3 separate regions of the Mus musculus genome follow, and regions 2 and 3 are each linked to region 1. A link is a loop called in an ENCODE intact Hi-C map of the cell type or tissue named here. Cell type or tissue: heart. All regions are shown on one strand.

The links. Peaks named below come from ENCODE experiments on the same cell type or tissue, not always from the same donor. Only the 100,000 strongest peaks of a DNase experiment are listed, where the experiment ranks them.
Region 2: it touches region 1 in a loop (2.2-fold over the local background); 6 of 42 quality-filtered maps call a loop at or near these places.
Region 3: it touches region 1 in a loop (2.0-fold over the local background); 12 of 42 quality-filtered maps call a loop at or near these places.

What each region holds. Positions count from the first base shown.
Region 1 is chr2:26,444,960-26,452,959 of GRCm38, forward strand. It overlaps Sec16a (SEC16 homolog A, endoplasmic reticulum export factor), which reads right to left and starts at 257. Exons shown (of 30, transcript NM_153125.2): 1 at 116-257. 0610009E02Rik (RIKEN cDNA 0610009E02 gene) reads left to right here and starts at 965. Exons shown (of 3, transcript NR_152209.1): 1 at 965-1,241. In heart, CTCF peaks have their summits at 176 (motif pointing right) and 4,659 (motif pointing right); DNase peaks (open chromatin) are centred at 422, 932, 1,912 and 4,712; H3K4me3 peaks cover 2,350 bases; H3K27ac peaks cover 3,088 bases.
Region 2 is chr2:26,321,681-26,329,680 of GRCm38, forward strand. It overlaps Gpsm1 (G-protein signalling modulator 1 (AGS3-like, C. elegans)), which reads left to right. Exons shown (of 14, transcript NM_153410.5): 2 at 734-955; 3 at 1,828-1,963; 4 at 2,209-2,351; 5 at 2,733-2,856; 6 at 3,118-3,233; 7 at 3,657-3,812; 8 at 4,534-4,642; 9 at 5,612-5,735. Among named protein-coding and RNA genes, the nearest start is that of Gm52505, 6.4 kb to the left of the region's middle. In heart, CTCF peaks have their summits at 3,398 (motif pointing right) and 4,260 (motif pointing right); DNase peaks (open chromatin) are centred at 3,401, 3,941, 4,361, 7,901 and 1 weaker place; H3K27ac peaks cover 218 bases.
Region 3 is chr2:26,499,458-26,507,457 of GRCm38, forward strand. It overlaps Notch1 (notch 1), which reads right to left and starts at 4,365. Exons shown (of 34, transcript NM_008714.3): 1 at 4,041-4,365; 2 at 2,424-2,502. The coding sequence starts at 4,101. Gm35978 (predicted gene, 35978) reads left to right here and starts at 4,470. Exons shown (of 2, transcript NR_132655.1): 1 at 4,470-5,372; 2 at 5,707-5,890. In heart, a CTCF peak has its summit at 4,361; DNase peaks (open chromatin) are centred at 2,434, 3,014, 4,404, 5,004 and 6 weaker places; H3K4me3 peaks cover 5,188 bases; H3K27ac peaks cover 7,021 bases; H3K27me3 peaks cover 2,968 bases.

The DNA of each region.
Region 1 (8,000 bases):
CTCTTTAAATGCGCTCGCCACTCCGGGCTAGGCCCGATGCTCACTGAGCCTGCTTGGCCTCCGCAGCCTCGCCCACCCTCGGGCCTCCACCGTGCTCCATACACTCAGCCCTCACCCTGTGAGCTGTGGTTGGCTTCTCAGGCGCCGCGAACTGAAACCCAGCCGGCGACGGCGGCGGCAGTAGGGGGAACTAGCGCGTTCCCAGCAGCAGCCGCAGCCATCTTGGCACATCCGGCTCCAGGTGCCGCCGCCGACGTGTCCGAAGGAGACGTCAGCGCGCCCCGCCCCTTAATTGCCCCTCCTCTTGCTTCTTCCAGTCTTTCGCTGCTTCACCCATTGCCCCGCCCCCCCTGCCCGGCCCTCTTGGCCGCGCTCCGTACACGTCTTCGGCGCGTCAATCATACCACGCCCCCTTGGGCTCCGCCCCCTCTCCCGTCCAGTTTTGCACTGCTTCATCCTTTTGTTCCGCCCCCCAGGAGCTGCCCCGCCCATTCCCCTTAAGAGCCTTTCGTAGTGTCCCTTTTGACTCCGCCTTTCGTTCGTCTCCAGTCTTTTGCCGCCTCATCTCTTCGTCCCACCCATAGGCCCGCCCCTCTTGCGTCAGTCACTTACAGCTCCACCCCCGTGGCCCCGCCCTCACCCACTTGCGGAGCCAGGAGCGCGGGCCCCGCCTCTTCACGTCGCCCTGGTTACGCTGGTTCTGTCCTACAGTCTTCCTGTTCTAGGATTTGACTGGACAGGATTCTTCAATCCAGATCCCCGGGGAGAATCAGTCTTGAAAAACCAAAGCCAGAAGTTCCGCTGAGTCCAGAGCCCCAGCGGGCCCTCTCGCTTGCCCCCTCCCCATTTTTCCGTTGGGTTCTCTTGGTTGCCGGCGGGGGCGACTACGCGTGCGCCACCCTGCTCGAGTAGCTAGGCGGTCGACTTCTGCGGGCTGGACAGGCGCGTGCGCGGAGCTGTACCCGTTGCTTGGCTACGGCTCTTTGCTGGAGCCTGCCCGGCGCAGTTCGCGTGATTAAGCAAATGCCTTTCCTGGTGCTAGTAGGAACTCTCACCACCACCACCCCCATTCCCCTCCAACCTTTGCTAGAGGAGAGAAGCCAGAGCCTGGAGGCCAAGTCCTTCAAACTCCATTGCGACTCCTCCCGGCAGGGCGCGGCCTAAAGCCCACGGCGGAACGCTGGACTTAGACCAGGGATGTCAGCAGGTCTGTCTGTCGGAGCAGAGGCTCTCCGGAAAAGGTGGGTGCTGTCATCGGGGAAGTGACCAGGCCTGGCTCCCTCACCTGTACTCCAGAGAGCGTGAGAAGGCGGTGCCCCTGCGAAGCCGCCTGGTCAGTGGCGAACCCAGAGGCAGGGAAGGAGGGAGTGTGGTGGAGCTGGCCAGCGCTCAGACACGCAAGCATAGCCGGGAGAACTGAGGGCCAGCTTCATGTCCTCTGACGTGGCACTGTGGGTCACTCTGTAAAGCTAACATTTATCTTTAGAGAGCCAGGTTTCCAAACTCTTTCTGAACACATGGTAGACTCAACTTTAAGTCCCTAAAAAGAAGCAGCAACCCCAACCCTAGGATGGCTAGAGCTAAATAATAGCAAGGCCTCGTCTAAATAAATAAACAAACAAATAAATAAATAATAAAATGCAAGGTCTCCACTCTCAGGCCCCCAAGGGTAGAGATGTTAAAGGGACAGCTGTGCTGGCTCCCATCTCTGACTCCATCCTAAGGTAGGGACAGGACTCGATGCCTGCTATAGACTGGCTGGCATCATGCAGCCAAGCTAACCTGGCCTCTGAGTGACAGACTCCGGTTTTAGGCCCAGTCTGTGCCCATATGCCCTGCTCTGTTGACTGAAACCTCTCTGGGCATCAGGAGAGCCACTGGGTAGTTTGAGGACTTGAATGGCGTACTTTAATGCATATGCAAAGGCAATGGGCACAAACTGGGACTGCCTGAGGCAGGCAGGGCAAATGGTGACTCCTGAGTTTATGGGTGCCCCCACCATTACATGGGTACCTCCACTTTGCCTGGGGACTCTTCGTTTATTTGGAAGTTGGGCACATCATCCCCAGTTCCCTGGAGTCCTATGTAGTCAGCATCTGGTACAAAGCTGTTATAGCCTAGGCTGCACTACAGAGCACACAGGACTCCCATGCATGAAGGCTGTGTCAGAACTCCCTGTGGCTTCTGACACTGTGACCAGCACTTGGTAACCATGTATTCTTTGTAGTGCTACCCAGTCAGCCTCTCCCAGGCTGCACTGTCTGGTGTGGTGGCCCCTGGGCAGTTACATAGAGCTGTGAACTGTGAACATAAAGCATACCAGATAGGTAAGAATTCATTGGTGAGTGTTTATTGAATGTTGAGTATTCTGAGAGCATTGGGTTGAATAAAACTTCTTATTAAACGTGATATATTTTTTCTTTAATGTAACTAGGAAGTATAAAACTCCACATGTAGCTGTCAGTGCATTCCCCCCGGACAGTCCTAGCCTAGATGCTGTGTACTTGACATCCCTTACTCTAGGGCTTATGGCCTCCTTGAGTCAGGAGGCCACAAGGTACTGTTTCCTTTCTGGCACTGAGAAGCCAGGGGCAGGCCTCTGAAGACTGCTACAGGAAGAGGTAGTAGTCTTGGTAAAGAGAGGGTGTCTCTTGGCCTCGAGCCTCTGTCCCTCATGCCTGCTAGCAGGTGTGGTTCCAGCCTCAGTGTTCCTGATAGTCTGTGCCTGCTCTGTTTTTGGCACCATGCTCAGCCCCTGACAAACCCTCAGCATGGACATAGAACCTGAAGAGAAGAAAGTGTCAGCTCCCAGGAGACAGGGCTCCCTGAGTAGTCCCAGACAAAAGTGTGTTAGGGCTACAGGGGTAGAAAGAACTGATGGGGGGAGGGAGGTTTCCTAAAGGATAAGGAGGTGATGGGCTGAGGAGAGTTGTATGCCATTTGTTTCCAGGCCCTATAGTGTATACCAGTGTGCCACCCAGGCTGGCTCCCACGTGGCCAAGGTGAGTGGAGATCCTTTCTTGAAGCTTCAGGCCAAACCCCTGAGAGCAGTGGTAGGCAGCATGAAAGGAGCCTCAGGCCAGTTTCACTTTTTCATGTGCCCATAGTACAAGGCTAGTTTGCAGATGGAGCTCCATACTAGGCAGATGCACCTTGGCAGCCCTGCCTTCCATGTATCTTAGGCCCCTGGGTGCTCACTGTGGGTATGAGTGAGGGCTGACCTGTGGACCGAAGGTACCAACCAGAGAAGCCCTGGCACTTTATCCCTCTCCTGGGCTGCTGAGAATGGGGCTTGCAGCCCTTCCTCCCCACAGGAACGGACACACCTTTGGGTACCCCTCCCCCAGCTGCTAAAACAGATAAATGGCTTGAGGATTTTGTTGGGTGGTCCAACTGTACTGTAAGATTCTAGAAGCCAGAGATTCAAGGGTGTTAGACACCTGCATTTTTTCACCCATGAAAAGAGATGGTAATCAGAACCTGTCCAAGACTTTCCTGAAGGCTTCTGGAATTGTCATGGATAACAGGGGCTCAGAATCCACAGTAGGCCCCTCCCTTCCAGGTACAATACCTGTTAACTACACTACTATCAGCTTCCTGGCCTATGGCTTCTCTTTCATGTTTCCAGAGTCCTGCATAAGGCTTGGCTTATTCTGTGTCTCAGAGGACATTTTTAGATCACAGAGCCACCCTATAGGTGATAAGCAGGGAGTAGGGATGAAATAGAAAACACAAGGCGAATGTTGACATCACACTAACCCAGGGGCACAGACAGTGCAGGAAGGTCTCCCAGTGCACATTCAAAGGTGATGCACAACTGTACTCCAGGCACTGCTGGCTGGAATTGGGACAGAGGGTCAATTGGGAATTAGGCTACTCCTCTGTCCTGGAGCAGGTGTCAAACACTAGGAAGCTCCAGATGTGCCTCTTGAGAGGCACTTGTCAAAGCAGGGCAGGAGCTCTTTGGGACAGTCTGGGTAGAGCCTCTGTATCAAAAGGGAAGGGATCTTTGGTTGTGGGTCTGTAGGTCTGCCAAGGGATATTTGCTAGATATTTGGAAGTAAGGGAGGTTCTAGGGGCTTTTCAGATCAGTTTGGCCTGCTTGAGTTAGCCTGGGGCATCCCAGGCAAGTGGTATTTCTGGAGCAAATGTAGAGCCTACCTTAATGAAGCCCTTGGGCAGAGATTGAGTTTTCTGGCAGCAACTGCTTCTGATAGCACCAGCATAGCAGCAAGGCATGAATCTGAAACAAGGGTAGTAATTCGTATTGTATGGGTGGACTCCCTAGGAGTCCAGGCAGGAGGGAAAGAACAAGGACCTTGATAGATCCAGGAGGAACCCCAGTGTGCAAAAGGTGCCATGTGCCAAACTGGCTGTGTCCAGGGATCCTGGAAAAGTGCCCTGCCAAACCCCTCTTTCTCCCTGAGCACCCATTTCTGATTTTGAAGTGCTTGTGGACAGCATAGCTAGAGAGATCCCTTCCATTCTTTCTGGGGGAAGATGACCTCTCTCGTAGATCTGGGAGTCATGTGGCTCTGGATCTAGTGAACCAACTTGAATGAACTGTTTCATTCAGTTTCCTTGTATGCATCATGAATAATATCTTGGGATGGACACAAATGCCATCTGGAGAATCTCTTGCTCGCCAGAGGCACACTAGTGGAACGCTGCCAGCAGAGGGAGGCAGAGAGCCACCTACAAATCTACCTACAAATTATCCATCCATTGAGGGCTCCTTCCAGATCCTATCTCACTTGAGTTAGGTGCAGGTGTTGCATACCCTGCAGACCCCCCTAACCACACACACACACACACACACACACACACACACACACAGAGCAGCCCTCGCAGAGGGAAGTCTTTACTTCTGGACTCCCTGGAGGGGGTGGGCTTACTAAAGATAGCAGGTGCTGCATAAATGCTCTCTGAGTTGAGCACATTGGAGTCAGAGAAGACAATGGATTTCCAAGCTCTGAGGTCAGAGACAGAATCCTCAACCTTGTGGGAGCCTGTGGCATTGCTTTCAAGGTAGAGGAAAGGGCCTTGTTCTGTGTCACCCCTTCCACCTGGCCTGCTGAGGCTAAGGTCAGAGACCTTTTCTCTCCCCTTCCCTTTTCCAGCTTAAGAAGATTGTATTGATGGGGAGTAAATAAGTAGCTTAGGTCAGACTTGTTTCTGAGTGCCAGAGTGTCCACAGCTCCAGTAGAAAGCATGCTCACCCCATGCAGAAGAATCTCATGAGAAACAGAACACAGTCGTCTTTTTTGGGGGGCGGAGGGGGGGTTCGGGGTTCGAGACAGGGTTTCTCTGTGTAGCCCTGGAAGTCCTGGAACTCACTTTGTAGACCAGGCTGACCTCGAACTCAGAAATCCGGCTGACTCTGCCTCCTGAGTGCTGGGATTAAAGCCATGTACCACCACACCCGGCATAACACAGTCTTGTATTTGAAATAGTCATAGAAATAGCATGGTGTTGTAGAGAATGGATCTCACAAGCACTAGAATCTAAAAATAAGCCTTGAGGTCAAAGTTGTGTGAAAGCTCTGAACCCTGAACTTTGTGGAACACTCTAGGTGGTATGTGCACATAAAAGCATTGAAGCAACCATTCTTGGCCATCTGTGATGGTTTATATATGCTCAGCCCAGGGAGTGGCATTATTAGGAGGTGTGACCTTTTTGGAGTGGGTGTGTCACTGTGGTTGTGGGCCTTAATACCCTTGTCCTAGCTGCCTGGAAGTCAGTGGCCTTCTCCTAGTGGCCTTCAGATGAAGTTGTAGAACTCTCAGCTCCTTCTGTACCATGTCTGCCTGAATGCTGCCATGTTCCTGCCTTGATGATAATGGACTGAACCTCAGAACCTGTAAGCCAGCCCCAATTAAATGTTGTTTTTATAAGAGTTGCCTTGATCAGGGCTAGTGAGATGGCTCAGCGGGTAAGAGCACTGACTGCTCTTCCAAAGGTACTGAGTTCAAATCCCAGCAACCACATGGTAGTTCACAACCATCCACAATGAGATCTGATGCCCTACTATGGAATGTCTGAAGACAGCTACAGTGTATTTACATATAATAATAAATAAATCTTTAAAAAAAAAAGAGTTGCCTTGCTCATAATATCTGTTCACAGTAGTAAAACCCTAACTAAGACACCATCTCTCAATGAGTTTGTGGTGACCAGTGACTGTGTATGCTGGGCTTGGCTGCTAAGGAATGTTCTTAAAATCCATTGTGATAACAATAGCCATGCTATTTCTGGGTCCTTACCAGAAGTGAGTTCTACACAGATGGCCAAAGCATCCACACATAGACCTTGGAGGTCACCCCTCACACAGGAGGACACTCTAGGGACCTTCTATCCCACAGCTGCCAGGTAGTCCATGAGAACACCACCCGTGAGGGTGGTCAGGAATTAGGACAGGACCACATCATCTTTAAAGTGCAGGTGGAGAGAGCAGCATCCCTGTCCTTGATCTTCAAAACGGAGGGATTCTCTGGAGAAGCTCCACACAAACCTTTCGAAATCCACAGTACACATAGCTCAGTCGGGCTTGAGGATACTGTAGTAAAAGAGCCCTGTTTCCTAACTCGTATGCAGCTGAGGATTGGCCTGGGTCTCCACAGCTCCACAGGGTGGGGTCTGGAGTCACATAGTAAAAATCTCCCCATAGAGTGTCCCTGATAGCAAACTTTGCAAGACTCATGGCTGGCTGGTTCCCGGAGTCTCAGAAGGACAGCAGCACTCCATCACTTTTGATTGTAGGCATAACCCTGCTGCTTTGGCTGGGTTTATGGCACTAATACCCTTGGGTCCCTCTTTGTGCTGGACAAAGCAATGCAGAGCCACATTTGGTGCCTCCTTTGACAAGAAACAACACCAGCATAGCAGTCTCTCCCCTCACCTTCTTTATTCCTTTGCTTACATCTTTATAGACAGGATCTGGCTTAGAACTCCTGAACCTCCTGCCTTTACCGTCCTCCCCTTCGCCCCCCAGTGCTCCCAGTACTACATCTGGCTCCATGGGTTGTTTATCTGTGCTGGTGGAGATTAGCCTGTCTGGGATGACATTTTGACCATGTGTGGCCTCTAAGCACCTTCAGCATGGCCAGTGCAGATGGTGATAATGCAGGTGAGCTGGCACAGTGGGTAAGGGTGCCTGCTGCCAAGGAGGACAACCCAGGTTCAGTCCCTAGGACCCACATGGTAGAGGGAGAGACTGGCTCTCATCACTTGTCCTCTGACCTCTACATGTATGGCATGTGTTAGCACACATATACATAAGCAAATAAATACAAATAATAATACAAAGAATGTCAACTCTGTCCTTTTCATACTTCGCTTGTGTTGACTGCTAGTTAAGTGGTAACTGTGGTTTCATTGGACGAACCAAGATGTAGTATTGAAATAAATTCACCTGCTCCTTTGACCTTTTTAAGGGTTATGAAGTACTTTGAATGACCTATGTGGTTTCCGTCTTATTTCTATTGGAATGGGCTTCTCTGAATGACCCCAGGAGGCTAAGGAAGCCCTTCTCTCTCATACTGAAGATATACACAGACAGTGGAGCGAAGGACACTTGGGACAGGAAGAGAACTAGTTCTTGGGTTTGTTTTTGTTGCTATTTGGTTTGGTTTCAGTTTTTTGAGACAGGGTTTCTCCTTGTAGCCCTGGCTGTCCTGAAACTCACTCTGTAGACCAGGCTGGCCTGGAACTCAAGAAATTTACCTCCGCCTGCCTCCTGAGTGCTGGGATTAAGGGTGTGCAACACCACCACCAGGCTGTTCTCGGGTTATTTATATCTGCTTTTGTTATTTTTGAAACAGAAGTTAGCTATATAACTCAGGCTGGCCTTGAACTTATGGCAGTCCTCCTGCCTCAGCCTCTAGAGTGTTGGATTTACCATACTTGTCTGGAACTACTTACATACTTGAATGTTGAAAAGTAGGACTTAAAGTCAAGCCTGGTGGGGCATACCTGCAATCCTAGAACTCAGGAGGCTGAGG
Region 2 (8,000 bases), 120 kb before region 1:
CTTTAAAAATATTCAGTTCTGAGCTGGGCCCAATGCAATATGTCTGTTATTCTAGTTTCTGGGAAGGCCAAGGCAAGAGAATTGCTTGGGCCGGCAACCTAGAGACCCTGACTCAAACAGGGAAGAGAAAAAAGACAGCTTGCTCTGAAGCTGGAGCAAACACTTGGGTCCTCAAATCCCCAGGCCACGGGTGCAGGAGCAGCCTAGGGTGGGGACTTTGGGGATGGGGGTGGCACTGTTCAGGTCTGAGGGAACTTCTCTGGCACAGCTTCCCACAGGATATTTCTACTTGTCAACACAGCCCAAAGAGCTTGTAATCCTACATATGAAACCTTCAGACCCAGGCTGTTCTTGGCACATGGTGGTAAGGGCTAGATATTAAGGCAGGGATTGCTGGACAGTGGTGGCTCACGCCTTTAATCCCAGTACTTGGAAAGCAGAGGCAGGTGAACCTCTGAGTTCGAGGCCAGCCTGGTCTACAGAGTGAGTTCCAGGACAGCCAGGGCTACACAGAGAAACCCTGTTCAGAAACAATAAGAACAAAAGATAGGAACCAAGAAGGCAAGCTACACCGCTGGGGCACTGTTGGGTCCAGGATCTGCTCTGAGCATGAACTCCCAGCTGCCATATCTGTGAACAAAGCTGTGACGGGGCACAGCTGCTGAGGGACATCGTCTCATTGCAACCATAGAGTGTGCCAAGGGGTGGACCATGGTATTCCTTCTCTGCCTAGGATGGAGGCCTCCTGTCTAGAGCTGGCCCTGGAAGGGGAGCGGCTGTGCAAGGCGGGGGACTTCAAGGCAGGTGTGGCTTTCTTCGAGGCTGCTGTGCAGGTGGGCACTGAGGACCTGAAGACACTGAGTGCCATCTACAGCCAGCTGGGCAATGCCTACTTCTACCTGAAGGAGTATGCCCGGGCCCTGCAGTTCCACAAACATGACTTGCTGCTGGCACGGTAAGTACTGGTGGATTGTGGCCTGATGGCATTGTCCTGGTCCCCTGTGTGTGGAGTCCCCTGCCCTTGGGGGAGGTTGGATGCAACAGGTGTATCTGTGCCTGGAGAGCCCAACAGGAGGGCCTGACCTAGGACGGGGAATCTGTGAATCCCTTAGAGGTCAGCATTCAAGTTAAAATATATGTATGTGCATGGATATGTGTGTGCTGTCTGCATGTGTATATGTATGCAAGTGTATGTGTATGTTTGCCTGCGTATATGTGTGTGTGCCTGTGTGTGTGTATGAACATGTGTCTATCTCTGAGTTATCTCTGGCTTGGTGTGACTCTTTCTTCCTGAGATTGTATCTCTACCACCCATAGCTATTCCTTTTCTGTGGTCTTGGGTTCCAGTTACTCTTGTCATCTTCTCTGTAGGGTATGGTCTTACTCCAGGGGAACCCTCTGTTCTCCCTGTGAACTCTGACCCCTTGGAGGTTTATGGTCTCCCTTCTGCACATTTCCCACCGTTTCCTAGGTTCTATCTTGATGCCTCCAGTCCTGTCTAGCCTTTGACTCTTGGTTCCTACTGTTTCCTGCAGGGCCTCCCTCTCACTCCACATTTAACCCAGCTTCTACAGATGCCTCAGAGCCATCCTGACTGCATAGACAGGGCGCAGAATTCCCCCAGCTCTGGCATGCTGGCGACCCCCCACCAGCAATCCTCCCCACTTCTCTGTCCTCAGCACGCAGTACGGACCTGACGCAGCTGCTGGATCACCAATGCATGTGTAGAGCTAACTTTTCACTGTCTGTCTTTCCCCTCTGAGGCTTCTTGCTCATCTCAGGGCCCAACTAGACCCAACTGACTCCTCACTCCTTCCTGCCCTCCAGGACCATTGGTGACCGCATGGGGGAGGCCAAGGCTAGTGGGAACCTGGGCAACACACTCAAGGTCCTAGGCCGATTCGATGAGGCAATCGTCTGCTGCCAACGACACTTGGACATTGCCCAGGAGCAGGGGGACAAGGTAAGTGGTCGGACCCTTGGGTCCTCTACCCTTTCCATCCCTGCTGGGGCTCTTACCCTCAAACGTTATTAGGCCCAGCCACCTCTGCCACCCAGCTGGCAGAGGAGAGAGAGGGAGAGGGTAGAACTGGATCTGCCCTTCCTCGGGACTCAGCAGGCCATGGGACTAGAACACAGCTCCTGCAATCACACCTTGGTGTGAGTTCCCGGGGGGCTGTCGAGCCTCTACCTCACTGCTGCCCACAGGTTGGGGAGGCGAGAGCACTCTACAACATTGGAAATGTGTACCACGCCAAGGGCAAACAGCTTTCCTGGAATGCTGCACAGGACCCCGGGCACCTGCCACCTGATGTCCGCGAGACACTGCACAGGGCCTCTGAGTTTTATGAGTGAGTGAGTGTGGTGGGCTGGCACCACAGGGTGAGGGCTGATGGGGCTAGGCTTATCTGAATGCCCCTGCGTTCCATAAATACTTCTTGAGCCAGTGTGTGCCTGGTAAGGGGCTGGGCAGGATTCCCAGACACAAAACACCCTCACATATAGATAGCCCTACTGCTCTGTGGGCACTTCTCCTCACACACACCTCTTATGCATGGTAGGCTTTGACCAATCTTCCAGCCCCAAGGCTCCAGTGTCATTTGAGGCAAGGATCCCATTCCCTCCACATGCTCCTGGGAGAGCCACTCAGTACTGTCCAGCTTCAGGAGGAAGCTATGTAGCCACTTCCTGGTGCTAGGAAGGACATAGCTCTCAAAGATTTGGCCCCCTAGGAGGAACCTGTCTTTGGTGAAGGAACTAGGCGACCGGGCGGCCCAGGGCAGGGCCTATGGCAACCTGGGTAACACCCACTACCTACTGGGAAACTTCACGGAGGCCACAACCTTCCACAAAGAGGTGAGTGAGCTGGGCCTGGGTACCGGGGCGGGGATGCTGCAGTAGGAAGGCTTCAGGTTCCCCTCACAGTCCTCAACGGCATGGGGCTGGAACATCACTGAGCCCCTTGCTCCTGTTGTATTTCGTCCTGTGGTCCTAGTCTACTCCCCTGGACACTTAGACATTAAGCTAGCACCTTGGGTGGAGAGGCATCCCTCCCTGACTGTGTTCCTAGGGGTTGCAGGGCTATGTGATGACCTCGGGGTTTGGATCTATCTGCAGCGCCTGGCCATCGCCAAGGAGTTTGGGGACAAGGCAGCTGAGCGGAGGGCCTACAGCAACCTGGGCAATGCTCACATCTTCTTGGGGCGCTTTGATGTGGCTGCTGAACATTACAAGTGAGCAGGGAAGACAGTCCTGGGGTATACTGAGCACCATGCTACAGAGATGCCACTCCCATGGTGCAGTCCCAGGAGCCAAAAAGGCTGATGCATGAAGCTCCTGGGTGTCCCTGACCTGTGTCACAGTTCTTAGTCAGCTGCTTCCTGGGTAGAGGGGTGGCCACTAGATGGAGCAGGTACTTCATGCTCATCTCAGTTCTGAGATACAGACACTGAATCCCTGTAAATATCATCTGCTCAGAGCTGTTAGTGATATTAGCCAGTGTCACAATTAGCTAACTCCTTAGCCAACGGGAACCCATGCACCCACACGCATCTGGTGCTGTGAGTTGAGTGCAGTGGCCATTTCAAGATGAACATTCCTGATGTAGAAGAGACATTGCCACTCCCCTCAGGGACTGACTCTCCCATTCTGCACAGGAAGACGCTGCAGCTGTCTCGGCAGCTCCGGGACCAGGCAGTGGAGGCTCAGGCTTGCTACAGCCTGGGCAACACCTACACACTGCTACAGGACTACGAGCGTGCTGCTGAGTACCACCTGCGGCACCTAGTCATTGCCCAGGAGCTGGCTGATAGGTTTGTGAAAACAAGGTCTTGGCTGGGCCTGGCTTACAGTGACAGCCTGGGTTTGAGTGCACGCTCCCCTGCGGGCCACAGCATGCATGCTGGGAGCGACCTCCCACATAGGCCCTCAGCCAATCCCTCAGTGGGAAACAGTGTAAGCAAATAGGTAGGTCCAAGGCTTGTAGGGGCCCGTGACTTCCCAGCTCTGGAATAGCCTTCTGTGCAGATCTGGATGTAGCAGGGTTTCAGAGCCACAGACCTGGGGGCAGCTATAACAGGAGGTATCCTCGAAGAGCTGCCCTGTCCCCAGGGCTTCTGTGGGAGGGACAGATAATGGAAGTGTCCTGGAACTAGGTAGAGATAGTGGGAATAGCGACAGAAACAGCGAACTATCCCTGAATGCATGGTTCACTTTGGACCTGGGTAAGGGAGCATGGAGCAGGCTACAGGGAGGCACTTGCTGGCCACTAGGGGGCGAACCAGGCCTTGCGCAACAGTATACAAGTGCTGGGCTCTGCAGGCCCAACTGGCCCCAGGGTAAGCTGGTAACACGCTTAGGTTTATCTCCCTCAAGGGGGTGGACCAGTGAGCACTGTGGCCAGGGCCAACGAGCTCCTTTGGCTGAGGAAACCCTGTGCTGATGGTACATTGTGTACCAGGGTTGTGGGAGGATCGGGGACTTGGGGCAGTAGGCAGACCTGGGAGGCAGGTGTGATTGTCTAACTTTCCACAGGGTGGGAGAGGGCCGAGCATGCTGGAGCCTGGGGAACGCCTATGTGTCCATGGGGAGCCCTGCACAGGCCTTGACCTTTGCCAAGAAACATCTGCAGATCTCCCAGGAGGTGAGCCGGGCCTACTCCCCTAGGTCTCTACTGGTGCCTCGGCAGCACATTGTCTCCTTTCGTGTGCTTGTTCCCAACCACCCTTTCTGAACACTGGATCCCTAAGAGGACAGTTCCCACTTGTGTGTACCAGGGCCAGTGGGTCAATGGGGGGAGCAAGGATCTGTTTTCCACTTAGAATGCTGGTGTCCCCTGTGTGGATTCCATTCTCCAATCCCTAGGGAACTGGGCCGTGTAAGGTATCGGGGATGCTGGGAGTAACCTCTTGGAGGTGGACCAGGGAGACAGGTTCTATTGCCCAGGAATACCCTGTGATACCTCTCTAGGAAGCTGAGTGGTCCCTTCTCTATGTTCAGTCCCCTCCTACTGCGGACAGTGCAGGGACATCCGAGAGAAACCTAGTCCTCCTAACTAAGGGTGGATCTCAAGCCCCTACAGCATCAAAAGGAACTTCTCACAAGAACAGGATGGTCCAGAGCAGAGGAGACTCTGTCTGAAGACTCCTTCGCATGGTGTTAGCCTCACTTCCCCATGAGTGCAAACAGAGGTCTCCAAAAACTTCTGAGCTTCATGGTTCCCTGTGTTCTTCATGTTGGGTTTGTACTCAAGAGGATCCCCTGATGGAGCCTCAGTATTGGAACCTGAGGCTTGTGGGCCCTAGGAGAAGACAGTTCCCTATGGTTGAGACAGGCTCACTCCACGAGAAGGCCAAGCTGACCACTCACAGGAGGTTTCCCAAGACCCTAAGCATTCTGGGATGGACTAGAGGCTGTCCAGAACACCTAGGAATACACTCAGAGTCAAGTTCTGGTAGAGAAGGACTGGCTCGCTCAGAAAGCCAAGGGTCTGAGGTCAGCCCAGGCTGTCCAGCAGGCCAAGGATGGTGTGCAAGAGCCCTGTCACTAACACTCAGAGATCACAGTCCCAAGTCTGACCTGCCGCCTGTCTCCCCACCCCTGCTTGCTTCAGATTGGAGACCGAAACGGAGAACTGACAGCCCGCATGAATATTGCCCACCTGCAGCTGGCCCTGGGCCGGCTGACTAGCCCAGCAGCAGCGGAGAAGCCAGATCTGGCTGGCTATGAGGCACAAGGTGAGCAGTGGTTCGGGGGCTGAAATGTGCTTCCTCATGTCTCTAGTCTCAGCATGAGGTACAGTAGTCAGGGCAGCTCTGAACAGGGATGTAGCAAGAGAAACTCGGGGGTGGGGGAGACAGTTCAGGACACAGAGTAGGTCTCCCAGAAAGGAAGCCATTAACAGCTACTGAGTAAGAGAAGAGGCTATACCCGATCTGGGCACCTACTCGTCCTTGATTTGGGTCCAGGAGAGACCACACCACTCACTGCCCAGGAAGGCTCATAGTGGGAGTAGAGAGTCAGGCGGACACAGAACTGCATTGCAGTGTGATGTGAGGAGAGCCAGGGTGTCCAGAGTTCTGGGGCACAGATGGACTCCACTGGGGCATACCAGGGATCAGGGGTATTTTAGTTATTGTTCTATTGCTGTGAAGAGACACCATGACCAAGGCAACTCTTACGAAAAAAGCATTTAATTGGGAGCTTAGTAACAGTTTCAGTGGTTTGGCCTGTAATCATTACGGTGGGGAGTGTGGTGACAGGCAAGCAGGCATGGTACTGGGAAAGCACCTAAGAGTGCACATCTGATCCAAAAGTTACAGGAAGGAGGCGGGGGAAAGGGCTTGGCATGGGCTTTTGAAACCTCACTCTCAGTGCCACACCTCCTCCAACAAGGCCACACCTCCTCCAACAAGGCCACACCTCCTCCAACAAGACCACGCCTCTTTTTTTTTCTTCCACATTTTGTGTTCATTTTAATGATAAAAAGGGGCACAGGAGAAAAAAAACCTGATATTTCACTTCTATTACATAACAAACTAACCAAACTGGACATGGGGGATGAATTATAAAACATCATTTTACGTATTTTTCTATGACTATTCTTTAATTAGACTTGTGTATTTCAAATAAGGTTGAGGTATAGTATACTGGCAAAAATATAAGAGGCAAATAAGAATAGTGCCAAAGAGCTGGGCAGTGGTGGCACATGCCTTAATCCCAGCACTTGGGAGGCAGAGGCAGGGGGATTTCTGAGTTCGAGGCCAGCCTGGTCTACAGAGTGAGTTCCAGGACAGCCAGGGTTACACAGAGAAACCCTGTCTCGAAAAACCAAAAAAAAAAAAAAAAAAAAAAAAAAAAAGAATAGTGCCAAAGTAACAGGTACCCAAAATCGAAATCCATGTCAGAAAACATCATCTAGTAACCAATTATGGGATCAGAGCAGCAGGAGGAAGGTACTTCTATGTCATCATCATTTGAGTGGTATTTGTCAGCTTCACCATGGTAACTTTGTAGCATCATTCTCCATTTGTGAAGTAGTAAAATTCCTGTCAAAAAAGGAAGGGAGGGCAGGGAGCCAGTCAGTTCATTCCAATAAATTACCTCGCCAGTTCTTATAAACATGCCTGTCAGCACAAAATTAGGAACTAATATAGAAGACTGGAAGAGACTTGGTTTAAGTTATGAAGCAAATAAAATGAAACAAACAAACAAACAAGAAAATAGAACCAACAGGGTTGAAAAAGCCCCTCACTGAAAAATCCGTATTAAAAAAATAGAGTTAATAAAATAAAAATAGAAACAAAACTCTGCTAGTACAAACTAGCCTGAGTGGTTTGATTGACAGAGTGATTGGGTCAACTGTCATTGTACTTCATAAATGGGTTTTCCTCACTCATGTTAAGTGGCACATGGATGGAAGCAAGCTCTGTAAAGGACAAGGACTGCATTTTCATACAACCCAAATAGTTAACTGTAAGTCCTATAAAAAATAGTTTACTTTGATAACTGACTGAAATATGTGAGAACTCCATGTATCCAACCACATGGTTGTTTGCTGTATAGTCCTGTGCAAATATAAAAAAATTTTTTTTTTTTGCTATAAGAAAATTCCACTCTCTGGGATTCAGCCATTTCTATGAGGATCATTCTTGTTCAAACCACCACAAAAGGCAACGGAAAGGTTGCCAGAATGATAGGTAGTAGCCTGGACCACCAATGGCAGAGGGCTGGTGGGTCCCTGAGAGAGCAAGACTCTTTGGTCTCCTAGAGCCCCTCCCTCCCATGATCCTAGTGGTACCACAGGGCAAGAAGACAAGAAAGGGCTTCTTCCTAAGCAGCCAGCAGCCAGAGTACCCGGCATCGTCATACTCTGTGGGCGGGGCCGCTGGGAGCCTGGAGGGAGCCAGTCAGGGACTGCCTAGAGTACTAATCAGGCAAAGGCACTTGAGTGACCTCATTCAGACTGCTGACTGTCCCTGTGCGGGTCAGACACGTGGTGA
Region 3 (8,000 bases), 54 kb after region 1:
GATATCCCACAAAGCATAGCAGCTGCAAAGACTCTTCTCTGTCTACAGGACAAGCCAGGCCTTTCCTATATGATCACTGGCTAGCTAAACCTCAATGGTACTAGTACTGAAGAGAAGGCACTTGGTACCAAGAGGATTACTTTGCAATCCTGAGCCCTGAAACTCCCTGCCCCGCAGCTTTCGGGGTAGGTTCTCCGTTTGGGTAGAAGAGATGCTTTACCAAGCACTAATTCACTGTCCTATGACTCCATAGTTCTCAGGCCCTTCTCAGAGTAGGCAGCACAAGAAGCCGTAAACAATCAGGATCATGGCTAGGTGTGACAGAGGTCTACAGGCTCCAAGCTTGTAGACTACCCTCAATTTCTCCTTTAGGTTCCTTTGAGGAAAAAGCGAACTGCCTTTCCCCAGTCAGGAGTGGTGGATCCCTCTGTGTATGCTCTGGCAAACTCTTGGATAGGCCTCCTGAGGCCATGTGAAGAAGTAGACAACACCATGGAATGGATGGGACCCTCAATCACCCAAGCCTACACAGTGACACTGGACCCCTCTATGGATTGGCTATAAAGCCCCCCAAACTGCACAGTGCGCCCAGACCTGTGCCTATCACCAGCCAGGCCTGGCTGTAGCCTTGGCCTCCAGCTCTGCTGACCAGAAGTGAGCATATCTCTTTCATCTCACTGGACTTACGGAGTGAGCACAATGGGGCCTCTGTGGATAGAACTCAGTGGAACTCTGAGCCAAACTGAAGCAAGTTTTCTGCCAAGGAGGAAGGGCCTTAGGATCTAGTGCAAGACAGAAGGCCTGGCACCAAGAGCCTTTCAGTGGCCTGGCTTGTAATGCAAGGGATTTGCAAGCAGCTTCCCCAAGTTTGGGAGGTGGGGAAGAAAGCACAGCACCATTGGGCCTTTGGCTTGAAAGGTGTCCATACAGATACTAAGATACAAGCTATTAGTGGGACTACAGCAAACAGACTGTACCCCATGCACAACTCTACCAAGTGACTGGCAGGCAGCAGACCAGGCTGTGCCCCTTTCCTGGCGGGGCTAAGAAGAAACTACCCTCAATTGCCCCAGTCTGGCAGGACCCCTCCAAGTGCTGAGCAGAAGAAACCTTTCAGCCCGCCCTGCCAGTGAGGCAGGCAGACCAAGGAGCACAGAGGCGAGGAAGGGGGTTGTACATTCTGGGAAGCCACGCATAATTAATCACACAGCATTAATCGCCTCCCAACAATAGCTGCTGCCCTTCTACTGAATCCCAGCTGTCGGCCTCTGAATGGAAGGAAATAAGATTTAGGGCATCAAGCGTCCGTGAGGCTTCTGCAAGGGGGAGAAAAGGCCCCCCCCAAAAAAAGCAAAAAAAAAAAAAAAGTAGTGTGCATTCATTAGTGTCTGACAGAGGCACAATCGGCTTTGTCCAATAAACTGCTCACAGACCTGCTTAATTGGCTTCAGTACAGGGCGGGCCAGCCAGGGAGGTGGGGCTGCAGCCCACAGGCTGGGTACTGGAGGCAGCAGCACCCGTTGTCAAGGGGATGAGCCATTCAGCAGTTGGAATGAGGGCGTGCCATGTAGGCTGGAGCCTTCTCTGTCTCCAGCCTCCAGGGGAGGCCTTAGCCTCCAGCACCTTGCTAGTCTCATCAGGGAGGAACTCAAGTTGAAGGGCGCTAGCCCTAGCGCCAAGCAGAGACTTCCCCCAGCTGCCTAGTCCTTGAGAGCAACCTGGCCGGGATCCTTCCCAAAAGGAGTTCCCAACATGGAGCAGACCTTCCCATCCCCAAGTCATACCCATTTCACAGTTGGTGACCTGAGGACAAGGGCCCGTGGCACAGAGTCCAGAGGTGGGTCTTGTCTTAAAATAGGCACTTTTCACTGGGCAGAGGCAGGCAGATTCCTGAGTTCAAGGTCTATATAGTGAGTTTGAGGACAGCCAGAGCTACATAGTGAGATCCTGATACAAAAAAACAAACAAACAAAAAAAAACAAAAAGCACCACCAACAAAACCAGAACACAAACCAACAACACGGGTCAATTTCCTTCCTAGTGCACTCCTGCTCAGGAAGAGGGATCCCAGGTGACAGGGGGTGGGGGTCTCAGACTCTCTCGGTAAGTGTCCCAGAACGAATGCTCATCATCCAAAACAACTGTTTCTCAAGCATTTTAAATAAGAACTAGGGCACCAAGAATTCCCAGGAGCCTGAGGGCCCACGAAGGAGTGTGCCAACCTCCAGGGGCCAGAGTAGCTCCACACGCGGCATAATTGCTGGTGATTAAGTAATTGCCAGACTTTGTCCAATAAAAGTCAGCACGTGACTGCACTCAGCCTCGGGGCTGTCTTCCGAAGACAATAGCCCAGTGTTCTGTCCCCAGAAGGCAGGGGCTCTGCTCTGACAAAAGCAACAGGTCCCCTCAGGGGCGGTACTCACACACAGGCTTCAGTGCCGTTGGCCACTTCGCACCTCCCTCCATTCAGGCAGGTCCCACTTGGCTGGGAGCATCTCAAGCCTGGGGGAAGGTCAGAAGAGAGAGGTCAGGCTTGGTTCTGGGCACCTAACTCCTTATAGTCCTGATGGTGGACGGAGATTAAAGCCATGGTGCCTATGCACTAGAGTTATTGGCAGTCCTGAGGGGGTGCGGGACGCGGTGGGGGGGGCGGCTTACGAATCAATGTTCTGCTCACAGTATTGTAGTCAAAAACTAGTGGGGAAAGGATAGGCTGGCTAGGTGGCAGGTGTACCGCCCCACTCATAGTGAGGCGAAGTGGACGGCAACAGAAAGACTTAGCAAATTCTCCCAAACTTCTAACCACACAGCCAAAGTGGGAGGGGATTAAGGTGCCCAGCAAAGCCCCCCGACAAGCCTCCACCCTTGCCTCAGTTCAAACACAAGATACGAGGGGACCGCAGGAGGGAGGGGGTGGCCACACTCAGCTCCCCGGATCGTGGGAAAAAGCGACAGCTGCGGAGCCCGCCACCCCGCCCTCCAACAAAGCGCCGGCCCGGGAATCAGAGCGGCCCATTGTCGCGCCAGGGCCGCCTCCTGGGGCAGCGGGGCCGCACCCGGAGACCTGCCCCGCCTACTCCGACACCCAATACCTGTTCGCAGGCATCTCCAGGGGCAGCCCCCGCCGCACCCAGGGAGGGGGTCTTAGAAACCCCACTTAGAAGGAATTCCACCCCGTTCTCGGGAAGGGGCTATTATTAATCAAGCCCCTCCCACGCCATCTTAAAGAGCTCTAAAAATTAAGCCTCGATGTAGGGCTGAGCTCGAGCGTCACATAAAACCCCACTTTTAAGGAAAGGGCAGGCAGTTCTCTCCTTCGATTACTGGGAGAAGAGTGCAGTTGGTTACTACAACAGGAGTACCCCGTTCTGTGAAGCCGGAAGGGAAATAAGGGCTCCCCTCTCCGGCTCCCGTTCCAATCAGCACAGGATTTTCAAACTTCCGAAATGAGTCAGTCCCACGCCCACCCTAGGCAGCAAGCCGCCTGCACATCGCCCCTCTTCGAAAGTTTGATTCCGGCTAGGGGACAGCGATCCCAAAACCCCATACTAGGAGTCCAGGGCACATCGTCTCTGCCCCGCTCTAAGTAAGCAACGAGAGTATAGCGCCCCTGACCTCACACTGCACCCCAACATCCGCCCTAGCACGGGCCGGAGGCAAAGAAGAATGAAAATAAATGGTCCCAAGAAGCAACAGGAAACCAAAACCGATTCGATTCAAATCGAAAAGTAGAGGCGCAAGCAGCATGTCCGCCCCCGCGGCGAGCCCCAGGAGCGTCTACCCAAGTGCGAGCCAGGGTTGGGCCTCCGGGGCCCCATACCACACTTCCAGCGTCTTTGGGCGCTATGAGAAAAGTGGGTACCCCTGGAAAGAGAAGGGTCCTCCTCACACGCCAGGACACCAGGTCCCACGGTCCCGTCCACCCGCTCTGGCTCTCAACTCTGGCAGCTGGTCCCTTACTCCTATCTACCCAAAGCGTGCGCAGGGCGCAACAGAAGTTTCTGAAAGGCGCCCGAAGTTGCGGGCTCGCGGGAGCCTACCTCTTGCGGCGAGCGCGGGCAGCAGCGTTAGGCAGAGCAAGGGCGTCAGGAGCCGTGGCATGCCTGCTCGCCAGCTGCCCGCAGCCCGGGCGGCGGCCTCTTGGGGTGGCCGGCGGGGATCGGACGTTGACGCACACCACCGGCGGTCCCGCAGGCGTCCACCCTCTGATGCCCTCTTTCCTGGCGGGTGGGCGGCGCTGGGCTCTCAGCGGCGCTGGGCCCTACAAGGCACCCGGGCTCGTTCCTTCACTGCGCTCGCACCCGCGCCCAGCGCCCGCGCCCTGCGCCCCACGCCCCTGCGCTCCCTCCCGCGGCAGAGGCACTAGTGAGGCTCTGAGCGGGCGGGCGCTCCGCCCCTATGGGGGCCCGCCCCTGCCCCGCCCCATCCCAGCGGGCTCCGCCCCTGGTTCCTGCGAACCCTTACCCCCTTGTGGACCCTGTCCCTCCCAGCGCTTTGGTGGGTTCTGCGCCTGTCCGGGCTAGGGAGCGCGTCCCGAGCCAGGATCTAAGGATCTTATGGTTCGCAAGACAAGGAGGAATGGAGGGGTGTATGGAATGGGCATCTAGGAACTACTTCTTGTTCGAAAGTTTACAGAGACCAAAAGTTTGAGCTGGCGCTGCGGAAGGATCAGGCTTTGTGTGTAGCCGCCCTCTGCGACATTTGGCCAGAATTTGCATTTCAATAGTAGAGGAGGTACGGGTCTTGTGGGAAAGGAAAGCTGCACGGGGAACCAGCTCCATCCTGGAGTTAGGTCTAGGACCGTGGGCAGGAGCAGCTGAAGTCAAGTTTGGGGGGAATCCTGGGGCAGGAGTTTAAATGTGGCGCCCTGGCAGCGTTGCGCGTGTCCTGTCCCTAGGGCTCCACTCCTGGGAGCTGTTTGGTCTCGGCTATAGGCATCAGGAGGATTGAGGCCAGGCACTCTTAGCCATGACTTCCGGAACGCTTGACCTTAAACGATGATGGCGTCGCGCCCGCAGCCTCTGTAGAAGGGAGTTCGGGGCTCCCTAAGGGAACTCCCCAAGGACTAGTGCCTTGCTGGACAGATTGCGCTCTCGATTCCCAGCAGGAACCCGAGTCTAGACGTTCCACGGTCACCCTTCTCACTGGTCCCTGGCTGTGTCCGACTTAGGTGGCCTGGGAAAGTGCAGAGTTCCAGTACAATGACTGCTAGCGTCAACACAGCCTCTCATGCTTTATCTCCACCTTGATGTTTGGACATCCTGTGCTAAGCTGCTTAGCACTGGGCGTCCAAGATGCCTTCCTTATCCCTTTGCAGTTAAAGTTCAATGGAATCTGGAACGAACAACACCTCCCCATCCTAAAACACGGTGGTGAGTTCAACAAGGAATAAGGGCCCCAGATTATATTGTCCTAGGACCCTCCCATCTCCCTTGACACACCTGTTCCTGAAAGGCACTAAAGGGCCAGTGCCAACAGCTGTCCAGCCCCCATCTCCTGCTCCTCTCAGAAACTGGCCTCAAGCCTGGGGGTTAGCAGCATGGGGTCAGTACCCGAGAGAAAAAGCGCCCAATGCTACAGAAATATTTATATAAGAGATCTGCAGCTCCAGAGAGCAGTTCCATAGAAGGAACGCCTGACTGCAAGTGCCTCTTCTGAGATGGGTCCTGAAGGCCTCTAACTGCTTATGTGTCGACTATATTCCAGCTTTGTCAGCAGGCAGCCTGACTTGGATACAAAGAAGGCCTTATCCTTCTGGAGTCTGGAGACCTGCGCTGACCTGGCGACATCTGCCTACCTGCCATCCCGTCTGTCCATGGGTGTCTGTATCTCTTCCACTGTCTTTGTCTAGCAATGAGTATGGCTGCACAGCAGACCAGCTGAACACAAACACTTGTTGGCTCTTTTTATAAGTAGAGGCCAACCACACAGGCAGGAGAACTTAGCTGTGGAACCCTGGGACAGCTGAGCCAGAAAAATGGCCTGGGTGGGGGGCAGGGCTCAAGTTCTTGGCAAGTGGGTGTGAAGCTGTTTCACACAGTAGACAGGAGATATTGGTCCTTCTAGTCCTGTGTCTACCAGGAAAAGGGCTTGGAGGGTAAAAACAACCAGCCAACCAACAGAAACAACAGCAACAACAACACCACACACACACACAACACACACACACACACACACACACACACACCAAAACCAAAGCTGTCACTCTTCCTGCTAAATACTCACTCAGCCTCAGATGTTCTGTTGCTGATAGACCTGTAACATTGTAACCACCTGCATCTGCATCGCATCATGAATGCAGACCAGCATGGCCTGGTTGTCCTGGAGGGAGCAGGTCTGTATGCAGGTATGATGGGCAGCATAGAGTCCCAGGAGTACCAGGGGGGTTAGGCCTCCGGAGCCTGGGCTACAGGTGCCTCTCCCTCCTGCAGGATCTCACCTTGTGCCTTGTGGGACCCAGAAGTTAGGGTGCAGGTAGAATGAGACTACCCAGTTCTCAGGAGAGGCTCAGAGATGTCCCTAGGAGAGTAACTGTCAGTCAAGCCAGTTCAGGGCACATGGTATGCTTGGGTGGAGTGACAAAGAGGACAACACAGGGAAGGGGTGCAAGCATGAAGTGGTCCAGGGTGTGAGTGTTCTGTCCTGAGTGGGGTGCTGTCAGAACAGGCAGCTACAGGAACATTCCAGATCACCACCCTCGGAATCCCACTGCTTACAACGCTTGGACTTAGCGATCCAAGAAGTGTCCAACCTAAAGGGTGCTTCCTTCTGACCACTGTGTCCACCACAGCGTGTCTGTCTTCTGGTGGACCCCTGAGCTGGATCCCTGGACTCTGAATCATAGCTACTAACTGACTAGCTTACTTTGGGCCCTTCAAGGCTCTAGGCCTCAGTTTTCCCCCTACTAAGTCAGTAGCTTCCAGTCTACTCTTTCTACTTTAAGTACTGCTTTGAACATTTTTCAGAGGTTTGACTATATCTCCATATGTGCTTTCAATGGCCTGAACTGTTGTTCCAGACAGGCAGGCCAGGGCTGGCTCCCTTGTGACTGGTGTTGGTTACCCCAGCTGTGCCAGTGTGAAAGCACATTCCAGGACCCCTGTCTTGCAAGATGCCCTCTCAGTTCTGGGCTTTCTTCCCAAAAACCCTTGTCAGCTAAGCCTTGGTGATACCTTGTCTGCTTGGGTCTCTGTGGAAGGTCCTGGCCCTGCTGGGTCTCAGTACCAAATACCCAGAAAGGCTTGCTGATTGACACATAACTTAGGGAAACCGAAGGCAATATACCTGGGCCAGCAGGCAAGGTTCACAGGGGTATTGACTAGCCCTTAAGCAAGGGGCAGAATCTCCCTGAGCCATCTACAAGGTCAAGGGCCCTGTGTATGGCTGAGAGCCTGCCTAGGGCTTCCCAGTGCCCAGGAAACCTAAGAAGGAGCAAAACCTCCTAGAAGCAGGCCCTGCTGTTCTCCTACTGTGGGGAGGCCCAAGCGTGTGCTGCCTGGGCAAGTCCCCCAGACAGGCACCGAGCTCCCAAGCAGGTGAGCTGCCAAGGCCCACATGATGTGCACTTAGGCTGTAGGCCTGGCCTACTGGGCAGGTTTGTTATTGTCATCCCACAGATGGCCTTAGGCCCAATGACCTGTACCCTACCCTCTGATGGAGGCCATCTATTTGCCTGTCCCCAGGAGTCCCCAAACTGCTCAAAGAACAGACTGTGGGCTCTGGAAAGCTAGCAGGTGACCCCGGGGGATGTTCTGAGCAGTGCCTTACTGAAGTTTATCCAGGCCCTAGGGTCCCCTCAACTGCTCACACAGCCTAGGGTGGGTCTCTTGAGGAGTCACTTGTCACTTCTGTTGCTTCCCAAGAGACCCAGGGAAAAAAGGAAGGAAGGCCATGAGTGCCTGACTGGGCATCTTGTGAACTAGCACACACTGAGAAGTTGAACAGCCCTGTTCAAATCAGGGGGGTTTAATAGAGGAGGAACCCCAGTAGAACTGAGGCTG